2 separate regions of the Homo sapiens genome follow, and region 1 is linked to region 2. A link is a loop called in an ENCODE intact Hi-C map of the cell type or tissue named here. Cell type or tissue: CD14-positive monocyte. All regions are shown on one strand. Links, peaks and the distances in the headings refer to the core of each region. The heading gives the core; the rest is flanking DNA. Region 1 holds the start of C2CD2L (C2CD2 like). Region 2 has its middle 5.0 kb from the start of BCL9L.

Evidence for each region. Hi-C counts contacts between places; a loop is a spot of excess contacts. Peaks named below come from ENCODE experiments on the same cell type or tissue, not always from the same donor. Only the 100,000 strongest peaks of a DNase experiment are listed, where the experiment ranks them.
Region 1: it touches region 2 in a loop (4-fold over the local background); 24 of 110 quality-filtered maps call a loop at or near these places.

What each region holds. Positions count from the first base shown.
Region 1 is chr11:119,103,632-119,108,998 of GRCh38, reverse strand. C2CD2L (C2CD2 like) reads right to left here and starts at 1,655. Exons shown (of 14, transcript NM_001290474.2): 1 at 904-1,655. The coding sequence starts at 1,257. RefSeq lists silencers at 1,021-1,300, 1,371-1,820. In CD14-positive monocyte, for the core only: no CTCF peak of the experiment used is centred there; DNase peaks (open chromatin) are centred at 268, 628, 1,728 and 2,138; H3K4me3 peaks cover 2,763 bases; H3K27ac peaks cover 3,060 bases.
Region 2 is chr11:118,928,271-118,933,637 of GRCh38, reverse strand. It overlaps the pseudogene RN7SL688P. Among named protein-coding and RNA genes, the nearest start is that of BCL9L, 5.0 kb to the right of the region's middle. RefSeq lists enhancers at 4,580-4,629, 4,640-4,919, 4,930-5,049. In CD14-positive monocyte, for the core only: CTCF peaks have their summits at 3,029, 3,234 (motif pointing right) and 5,212; DNase peaks (open chromatin) are centred at 3,187, 3,997 and 5,007; H3K4me3 peaks cover 2,289 bases; H3K27ac peaks cover 2,097 bases.

The DNA.
Region 1 (5,367 bases), core at 260-5,259, 180 kb before region 2:
TAGCCAGCCAGCTGGACAGAGTAAATAGAGCAATTTCTTGTGGACATTTCTGTTTCCGGCATCTGGGGAACTAGTAAGGTAAAGCCTCCAAACTCATAGTGGCTGGAAATAGAGAACCCTCTGAGCAAGGAGCTGATGGACTGTGAGAGCAAGGAGAGATTGCTGGGTCAGGATGGGAGGGAGCTCCAGAAAAGAGAGACTTCTACCTCCCACCTTATCTCCATCTCATGACCACGCTTCCTGCCCCACTTCCTGGGAGGCCAGATGCCCATGGTGCAATGGGAGGAAGTAGGCTGGACTGGTTTGTGACTGACCCTCAAGGGGCAGTTCCAAGCTCATCTACTGGTAGGGGCACTGTCAATCTGCTCTCCACCTGAACACTCCCCAACCCCCAGTGAACCACAGGCCAGCATGGAGGAGAAGGATGTGTTTGACTGTAGCAGTGAAATTACTGTCGGGTAGGGGGGTGATTCAGGCTCCTTGGGGATCTGCCTGACCACACCAGGGATTTGGGGCATGAAATGTTAAATGGGTGTGGTGGCATGAGAAGCAGGCAAATTCCTTCTGCAGGTGCACCTGTCTCCCATGCCCCAACACAACCAGCACCCAGGCAAGGCGGAAGTGCCCTCAGGCACAGGGATTAGCGTTGCTATGAGAACAGCAACTTGTGCATGGGTTTGGAACCAGAGTACCTTGCCCACAGAAATGGAAGTCTGGGGACCCAGTTGGATTTCTACAACCTCCAGCCTTAGCGGCACCCTTTTCTCTGATCCGGGAGGGGAAGAGAAGCCATAGGGTTCCCCAGTTTATGCCCACCCTCGTCTGGCCTCCTAGCACGAGCAGTCAGTCCCTCCCCTGGAAGGAAAGGCTGAAGGGACCACCCAAGCGCTTGGTCCAACTCACCCCGTTTCTGCAGGCCTGCTCGTTCAGCGCTCGCACCCAAGCCCGCTGCCAGTTCTCCCGGAAAGACTTGAAGGCGAAGAGTGACGCCAGGAGGCCCCGGACTCCTGGCTCCTCGGCGGCGCCAGCCCGAGTCGCCCGCAGCCGCAGCAGCGAGCGCCACACGCCCAGCTCCCGCAGGGAACCCGCGGGTTCCCCGGCTAAGGCGGGTCCCGGGCCCCGGTCCCCGCGGGCCCGCGCCAGCCACAAGCCCCGGGCATATTGCAGCAGCCAGGCGAACACCGTGAGCAGCGAGGCGGCGAAGAGGATCAGCAAGGCCGCCCAGCCCACGTCCCGCTGCCCCCAGCCCGGATCCATGCTCCGCGCGGGCTCCGATCCCGGTCCCGGCTGGGGCTCACCCGCTGCCCCGGGGGAGCATGGCCCGGGCGGGCCGCGGGGAGGAGGTGGGCTCCCCCGGGGCTGGGCGCGCGGGGTCGGGGGCTCTCCGCGGCTGAGTGCCCAGGACTAGTGGGTGCCACAGGGCGAGGAGAGGAGGTCCTCGGGGGTCGCGATGCCGGGGTCTCTGTCTCCGTGGTCCGGGTCTCTCCTAGCTTGGTCAGCAGTCGGACCCGTTAGTCGCCGGCCAGTGCCCGACTCCTCCCACCGCGCGGGCCCCGCCGGACCCTGGAGGGGACTGGTCTGCAGAGACGCTGGGGCTCGCGGGCCGGCACCGGCTCCGGGAGGGCTGCGTGCGCAGAGCTGACACTGACAACACCGCCGGCGCCCCGCCCCCACCCGCCCTTAAAGGAGCCGCACCCGCGCCGGGCGGGGCCAGGACAGCCTGGCGCTCCCTCGCTGGAGGAGGGCGGGAGGGCTAGCAGCGAGCGGAGGAGGTTCCGGGGTTGAAAATAGGCGGGATCTTTGATCACCTCGCCCCATCTTGCAATCGCGGTGCTCCCACACTCAGCTCAAGGCAAGAGTAACTTCACTTACCTAAGATGCTGCCTTTGCTTTCCCCTATGCTTGTTAGATTTCCACAGGTCGGACGCCTGTGAGGTTAAGAAGGAGGTGACCCCTGTGGAAATCACCGCCCCCTTCTCCCAACACCCCCAGACTCAGCGACTTCTAGCTTCCCATTTCCTGGGGGAAGCTAGGCCCAGGGTAAGGAGACGCAGAGCGTCCCTCCCAGATAGAAGTGTCTGGCAGAGGTCCAGCTGATGTCAACAGAGAGAAAGCAGAACCTGAAGCTGGGAGAGGTTGAGAGTAGAACACCGAATTTGAATTCCCCCCACCATCATCACCCTCCTTCCTCTTGGAGCTTGGACCCAGAAACAGCCCCATTAACCTCCTTGCTCGTGTAGGTTTGTTCTGGAGATTCCCAAGCCCAGGCTGTGTGTCTGTTTTTAAAAATAATGTATTTCCATAGTAACAGCTCCTGCCTATGGAGCACGTGTAGAGGGGGTGGTAATGACAAGGGAGCTGGCAATGTAGCACTGGACTATCAATAGATTCAGCCACAAGACCTTGCCACTCTAAGTATGTGATATCCCAACAAGCTCCCAAGAAATGGTGCTGTAGGTACACTGCCCAACCTCTGGCCTCAGAAGCCATCTTTTCCTAGACTCAAGGAGTTGATTCAACCTCTACAGGACTGGGGCTCATCAATGCTTGCTGAGGACAGGGGAAGGAAATACCTGCAAAAGGATTCAAAGGAATCCTGGGGGAATTCACATTCTCCCAAGAGCCCCTTCTTCATACATGTGGGAAGGTCTTTGGCACACAGTCCCTTTCTTAAAGAGGTAGGATGGAAAGGTGTTAAGTATCTTTCTCCCAAACCCAAGTAGTTGTCTGAGGAATGAGCACATGAGAATAAGAGAATAAACAATGCCTTCTGAAGTGTGGGATGGCAGGGCTAGACAGAAACTGACAGGTCAGCAACAGGTTTGTCTGAGCCAGAGGAGGTGGTGGGGTAGCCTGGGCCTCCCTAGATTTCCCTGTAAGGAATGATGGGGAGAGGTGGGGGTGAATGAGGTAACCTCCTGTGGCCCTGCCCATGCATTGTCACTGGACTGCCAAATCAGTGGAGATTCCTAGAGTCTGGGTTTCTAATCTCAAAGGGAGGAGAAGACATGAAATCAAGGGAGGAGAGAACTCAGGGCCAGAACCAGGGATGCAGGAGGAAGCTGTCAGTGGGAAGAGCAGCTAGGGTTTAGGGGAGCAGGTTATGCAGGAAGTTGTCCAGGTAGAAGCTTTCCCTATGAAGACCCTCTTCCCCCAAGAATCCTTCAGGAACCCTCAGACCCCCTAGTGATCTCCATTCTCTGACTTCTTTGATTTATTCCCTCAACTTCTCCACTGAGTGCTTGGTCCTATGCTGCCAGATACTGCTTCACAATTCAGTATCTGAACTGTGAGTCTACCTAGTTACATGAGTCTCCCTAGTTAGTCCTCCCTCTTTTTTTTTTTTTTTTTCTCTTTTCTTGAGACAGAAAGTCACTGTTGCCCAGGCTGGGGTGCAGTAGCGAGATCTTGGCTCACTGCAACCTCCACCTCCCAGGTTTGAGTGATTCTCCTGCCTCAGCCTACCAAGTAGTTGGGACTATAGGCATGCGCCATCATGCCTGGCTAATTTTTGTTATTTTTAGTAGAGACAGGGTTTCACCATGTTGGCCAGGCTGATCTCGAACTCCTGACCTCAGGTGATCCTCCCGCCTCGGCCTCCCAAAGTGCTGGGATTACAGGTGAGAGCCACTGTGCCCAGCCTAGTCCTCCTTCTTTCTTCCATTACTTAGACCTCTAGCACTTACATTCTGCCTTAGAGTCTAGCTGATTGTTTATATGTCTGCTTTTTCCATGCATCAGGAAGCTGCCTAGGGGTGGGAACCATGTCTTAGTCATCTCTTTTCCCTCAAATTCAACCAAGATGCTCCAAATATGCTGAAGTAGACTCCCTGGGGGCAAGCAACTGCAATTATATTAGTTTGTATCCTCCACAGTACTGAAGAGCTTCCTATGCACATAGTAGGGATTAACAAACTTTGTAATTTTAAGAAGTCTAACAGAAAATACTCAAGTATGCTTTGAGAATTTCTATGCCATTTCTGTCTTTTGAAATATCATTCATGCCATACCAGTGGAATGGGAAATCCTGGGGCTTGCTTTTAATTAACAACTTTTTTCTAGACTAAGAGGGGAGAGGTGGGAGGAAAAGGAAAAAGAGTGATTCAGCTGACTGGACAGAGCCACAGATAGAGTCCTGCAAGTATCACAGCCCCAGACTATCCAGAGGGGTCTCATTGTCTTTGTGGCACTATGAAACATTTTTGGGACAGGCTTTGTCTAGCAATCACATTCAGTGGATTGGCCTTGCTCATTGGGAGCCACTCAAGGCTACTTAGAAGAGGTGTGCATCTCAAACACTGTCTGCTCAGTCCAGGGCCACTGACAAGTCAACTGGTCTGTGAATCCTAGGGCCGGCTTCAGCATTCAGGAAAACGCTTTGAACTTTTACCAGGGAAGGCACACAATTTCAAGTGAAGCCAAAAGTCATGTGTTTGTTTCTCCTTCTGATTAGTCTGATCATCAACTGGGACTTTATCATCATGGGAACAAAAATACTCAGATTATCTGACAAGTATCTTAGTAACCATTTTCTGATAGTAACATGTATATGTGGATGATGAATCCTTAGTCTCTCTTGTCTTTGATTACATCCTTCCACCCTCCCCAGGAGGGTGGTGGTAGGGAGGGCTAATGATCTCTGGAGAAGAAAGAGATAAAGCTTCCCAATACCAGGCTGGGAAGGAAGATTTATTAGGATTGGCCTCCTAATAAAAAAGGAAATAGATACAGACTGGCTCTCAGACCTCCAGGGAGTCTCAGTATACTCGTCATCAACAAGATAACTGAATGCTGCCTCCTCTGGGATCCCACAAGCTCCTCCTTTCCACCAGCTTCTGGTGTCTCACTGTCGCTGCCTGTGAAAGGTCCTTCTACTCTTATAATCTACTGAAATGATACTTCTCTTCCTCAAGACCACTTACTCTGGTCACAACTAATTGCTCCCTCCATATGCACCTATTGCCCTCAGTCCTCCTTTCAGCCTCAGCCTCATTATGTGTGATGATGCCTTCCTTGTACACAGATGTCTGTGTTCCTAGCCCCATGGGGACACCCTGTGGAAGAGAAAACACTTGCCTCCCGGGAGTTTCTAGTTTAAAAGGGGCACACGTGCATACACACAACACACACAGAAAAATAATAGCAGTGGGATAAGTACTGAAAATCTGGTGGAATACTAGCAAGTAAATTACGAAAATTTATGTATTTTATACATATCTGGGTTTTTGTTGTTGTTAATTAGAGCCATTTTCAAGTAGAAAAGCCATTTCACATCTGATTTAGTTTGTTTGTTTGTTTGTTTTGAGACAGTTTCCCCTCTGTTGCCCAGGCTGGGATGCAGTGGCATGATCGCGGCTCACTGCAACC
Region 2 (5,367 bases), core at 244-5,243:
CTTCCCAGATCGTATGGCCTCACAGGGAAATGAGCCAGACACAGGAAGAAGTCCAATGGAAAGTTGGATCAAGTGCTGCCGTGGTGTCGTGGAAAGAGTCTGGACACGGAATCAGGAGGCTCTTCCAGCTATCAGCACCAACCCTATGCTTTTAGGCGAGTCCTTTCACCACTCTGGACCTTCACCAAGCAGTTTCCTCACCTGAGAACATTCCCTCTCTCAAAAATAACAGTCCTATAGTGCTACATATTAGAGCAGATTAATACAGTAACTAAATATATTGTGGGCATGCTCTCCCCTCCAGCACAATCTCGGAAAGCCTCTTGCCTTCCATTAGCAGCAAGAATGAAATGTTCCCAGGACGCAGAACTGCCAGACCAAGGGGGCAGTGGGCGAGACACAGGTGACTGACCAACTGGCTTTCTCTGAGGTCCTGCCTATGACAGCTTCTCCTGGGTTTATGAGCTCTGGTAGCCCCATGCAGATGAGAGCTAAGTGAGGGTTTTTCTGTCAACAAGCCAACTATTTAATCGCTATCTATAGGATAAAGAAGGGCATGAAGATAAAGGCACCTAAGCCTCTTGTTTTACACTTGAAGAAGCTGCAACCCAGAGACAGGAAGTGACTAGGCCAAGGTCTTGTACTTTGGACTCTCAGAACAAAGTTCTTTTGGGACTTGGAGAATTAGAAATGGGTTGTTTGGGGCCGGGCGTGGTGGCTCACGCCTGTAATCCCAGCACTTTGGGAGGCCGAGGCGGGCGGATCACAAGGTCAGGAGTTCAAGACCATCCTGCCTAAAACGGTGAAACCCCGTCTCTACTAAAAATACAAAAAATATTAGTTAGCCAGGCGTGGTGGTGGGCGCTTGTAATCCCAGCTACTCGGGAGGCTGAGGCAGGTGAATGGCGTGAACCCAGGAGGTGGAACTTGCAGTGAGCCGAGACCGCGCCACTGCACTCCAACCTGGGTGACAGAGCGAGACTCCATCTCAAAAAAAAACAAAAAACTAAAAACCAGAAATGGGTTGTTTGGGTCAGGCATGGTGGCTCATGCCTGTAATCCCAGCACTTTGGGAGGCTGAGGTGGGCAGATCACAAGGTCAAGAGTTTGAGACTAGCCTGGCCAACACGGTGAAACCCCATCACAACTAGTAATACAAAAATTAGCCAGGCGTAGTGGCACATGCCTGTAATCCCAGCCACCAGCTACCAGCTACTTGGGAGGCTGAGGCAGGAGAATTGCTTGAACCTGGGAGGCAGGGGTTGCAGTGAGCAGAGATCACGCCACCGCACTCCAGCCTGGACGATAGAGCAAGACTCTGTCTCGGAAAAAAACAACAAAAAAAGCATTGTTTGGGAACGCCGCCTTAGAGGCCTCTCATAACAACTGGTGGAGAGCCTTTGGTGGGATGCTATTTTTTTTTTTTTTTTGAGACAGGGTCTAACTCCAATTGCCCAGGCTGGAGTGCAGTGGCACGATCTCGGCTCACTGCAGCCTCGACCACCCCTGACTCAGGTGATTCTCCCACCTCAGCCTCCCAAGTAGCTGGGACTACAGGAATGCGCCACCATGCCTGGCTAATTTTTTTTTTTTTCGTACTTTCAGTAGAGACAGAGTTTTGCCATGTTGCCCAGGCTGATTTTGAACTCCCAGACTCAAGCAATCCACCCACCTCAGCCTCTCAAAGTGCTGGGATTACAGGCATGAGCCTCCACACCCAGCCTCCTATTCTATCTTTAGAGCTCTAGTGAGATGTACTGTTTGCCTGGACAGAACCATACCTGATGCTGGAAGTTCCAGCTCAGACAGTTGGTCCCTGCAGGAAGCTTCCCCAAACTCTCAAGTCTGGGATTGGTGTCCACTTCCCCTAAATGTGCCCACACTGAATTGAAATCACCCACTCACTTGTTGTCTGACCCCCACTAGGCTGCAGGCTGTGTGAGGAAAAGGACAAACATCTATGTCACCAACATGTACCAACCTAGTGTCTAGTCAAGTGCCAGGCACATAGCAGGTCCTCAATAAATATCTGTTGGATGAATAAGTAGGTGGGGTTGGTCAGAGAAGGATTCCTGAAGGAAAAGACTTTTTTTGTTTGTTTGTTTGTTTTAAGAGACAAGGTCTCATCTGGTTTGAGTTGGTGTTTGAAAAAATAAATAAAGAGACAGGGTGTCCTGGTGTTGTCAGGCTTGTGTGCCCAATCCCACCATGATCAGCACCAGAGTTTCAATCTGTTCCATTCTGACCTGGGCCAGCTCACCCTTCCTTAGTCAACCTGGCGGTCTCCCACTCCTAGGAGGTCACCATATCGATGCTGAACTTGGTGTGGACACCCATCAGCATAATGCATTGCAGCCCAGAACTCCCGGGGTCAAGTGATCCTCCTGCCTGCTAGCTGGGACTACAGGGCTTGCCACCGAGCTGGGAGAAAAGGCAACTATTGAGGTATCACAGGGTACAAGGAGGACAGAATTGTCCCCAATTGGGTGAACTGCCCATGCAAAAAGAAGTCTTGAAAGGAAAGTAGTGGGAAATAAGGACAGGGAGAAAAGTAAGGCAATTGAAGGGGAGGGGGGGAAGGAGCCCTTCAAGATGATTGGCTTTGCTAATCAGGGAGGGCTTTGGGTAGATGGGAGGAAGGGTCTCAGCCATGTTGGGGATAAGAACACCTGGAATCCCTCAAGTGGAGTCTTTTTACAGGGAGGGTCCTAGAAATCAGCTTGGCTGGAGGGGAGAGAAGCTGAAGGGGGTTGGGGTAGCTGGTAGGAGCTTTGAAGCCTGGCTGGTTTGTATTTGATGCTGGGGTCTGGAGGGAATGGGTGCTCTGGGAAGGCCTGAGGCACGGAAGGAAAAGGTAGGAGCAACTTCCTCCTACAGACCCTCTCTATTAGATGGAGACCCTGGGAGGACAGGGCCTGTATCTTCTGTTTTTTTCCTACCCTCCTCCAGGTGTTTGGGACCCACAAGTAGAGCCCCTAGGGCAAGGATCTGGAATTGGCTGAGGCAGCCTACTGAGCGGGATGGTGTGGCAGGGACTGTGGGAGCTCCCTCCTTCCATCAGCCTTCCCAGAACGATCTCCTTCCCTAGGAAGGTGCTGTTCCCGCAAGAGGCACACTCTACTGTCGTCGCCAGTGTTCTTCTTCCGCGAATCCCCATGTGAGCGTATTTTTTCCAGCGGCTGCTAAGCCAGATTTAGCCACCAGGGGGCAAAAAAGCAGCCCTTAAGGTCAGTGTCCCTCCTCTTTCCCCACCCACACACCTGAAGGCCAAGATGGGTGGTGCCTCACCTGGCGCTCCATTCGAGCGCAGTAGCTGCGTTAACCCCTTCCTGCCTAGTCTGCGGTATTCCCTCGGCAGAGTCATCCACAGCAGAGTTGAGGGTCACAGAGGACGGGGGAGGGGCTGTTCGCTAGGGGAGGGGCTAGGGTAGAGGTGAAGTCAGGTTTCCAGCTACTCAGGTCCTTAGTCCTCGCTGGAGCTAGGGGAGGCTAGCGTTCCCTGCCTCCGTTGGGTAGTTAGCCCCCCAGATGGGTGAAGCAGCCCCTCTGGGGGCAAGAGAGGCATGGGCTGCGGTCACCTGCGCTGGGCCTCAGAAGTGGGATGTAGAGGAGAGCGCTGAGGCAGCTACAAAACCCAGACTTCCGGGCTCCCCTGCTTCAATCTGGCAGGGACCTCGGCTGTCGGCTGCAACTTGGAGATGGGGGTGGGGTGGGGGAAGGGTAGCCAAAAAGTGGAGGGAGAGTCCCTGAGGCGGCGGTGGGGAGGGGAGGCAGGGAAGATTAGGCAAGAGAGCGGGCGATTCCCGAACCGTCAGGTGCCTTGTTTTGCGTGTGGCGACTCCAGAACCAAGCAGCCTTTCAGGGCACTGGAACCCAACCAGTTCCGGGATTGCGTTCCGGGGCACAAGGTGTTAAACTGTGGGTGGGAGTGGGGTCCGGAGTCCCTCCTCCTTCCCTCCCTCACAGCGTCACCACCACCGAGTCCACCAGGCTGGCACTCAAGGAGTTAAGTCTGCCCGCAATCTGCAAGACTGGAGCCGCGGAGGGGGAGGAGGGGGAAGCGGAGGGGGTAGAGGAGAAGGGGGAAGCAGACTGCAGGGAGACAGCGCCAGGAACCCCCTCCCCAGGGTCCGGCCCCTGGGCCCCCAGCCCCAAAAGAGGCCCTGTCCTCCCCGGGGTCGTGCTCTCTCCCCCCGCCCTGCCCCCGCCCTCCAGCTTTGTGTCCCCAGGAGGGTGGGCTGCAGGATTTCCAGCCAAGCCTTGCTGCCTGCTCAGTTTTTCCAAACCCTCCAGTCGGGGAAGGCGGCAGTGGTGAGGGATAAGAGTCCCTCCCCCCTGCCCCAGCCGGCCCCCTCTCTCAGCCTCCCTTTCCTGCCCCCACACCTTTTCCAAACTCCTTCCCGTTCCCACCCTGGCCCCTGCTCCTCTATTGGCTCCCAAGTTGCAAGCTCAGGTTGGAAGGGGCCAGGCGGGTCCCACTATCCTGAGAGGCGCTTGTGAATCCACACTCCTCAGGCCGACCCTGAGACCCGCGGGGCACCCGCCCTGCTTCTCTCCGCTTGGCGCCCGCCCCATCCCAGGACCTTGTCCTGGGGTCTCCCACCCCGAAATGGAGGCGTTGCTGGGGGGCGCCGGCAGAACCCGGCAGCAGGCTCTGTGTGGCAGGTGCCAGGCCCTGGGGCAGGCTTCGAGGAGGGGGCAAAGTGTTCCGAGCGCTGGCACGGTTCTGTCCAGCAAGTCTATTATATAATCACCATCTATCAGGAAGCCAGGCAGCTGGAGTGAGTGGGGAAGCCAGGATGCCCGGATCGGCTCTTCCTCCAGGGCCCAGGACGGTGTCGCCACCAAGATGGGGGTGCGGGCGCAGCCCAGCAGTGAGATGATGTGGGGGTCGAGGGGCAAGTGAGGGGCGCTGGGCAGTCAGATGGAGGCCCCACAAACCCCGCCCCCAGACCTCTGACTGACAGTGCCCTGAGCCAATGATTGAAGTCACTGTGGGGCTCTGCGTTAACTCTTTCTTGGGTCCCTATTTGCTTTAGGTGATAGAGTCCTTTTCAGGAACTGTTTGGTCTGGACTCCTCCCACCTTCTCGGGCTAGTGCTCCAGCCGGTGAGGAGTACCAGCTGGAGAATCCTTTTGTCCTAGTAACCCCGGCAACGGGATGCCTAATCTCAGACCCCCAGCAGCCCCAAAGTAAATTGTATTACAAGATACGGTTGTGTGTACACACTGTGCTTCCAGAAACAGCCCCTCGTGGCGCTGGCACACCCACACTGCGTCACGAACGGGCACCCTCACGCACCCATACCCATGCGGGCACTTCCACCGACGAACGCCAACGCTGACACACCTGTGACACCCCTCGTG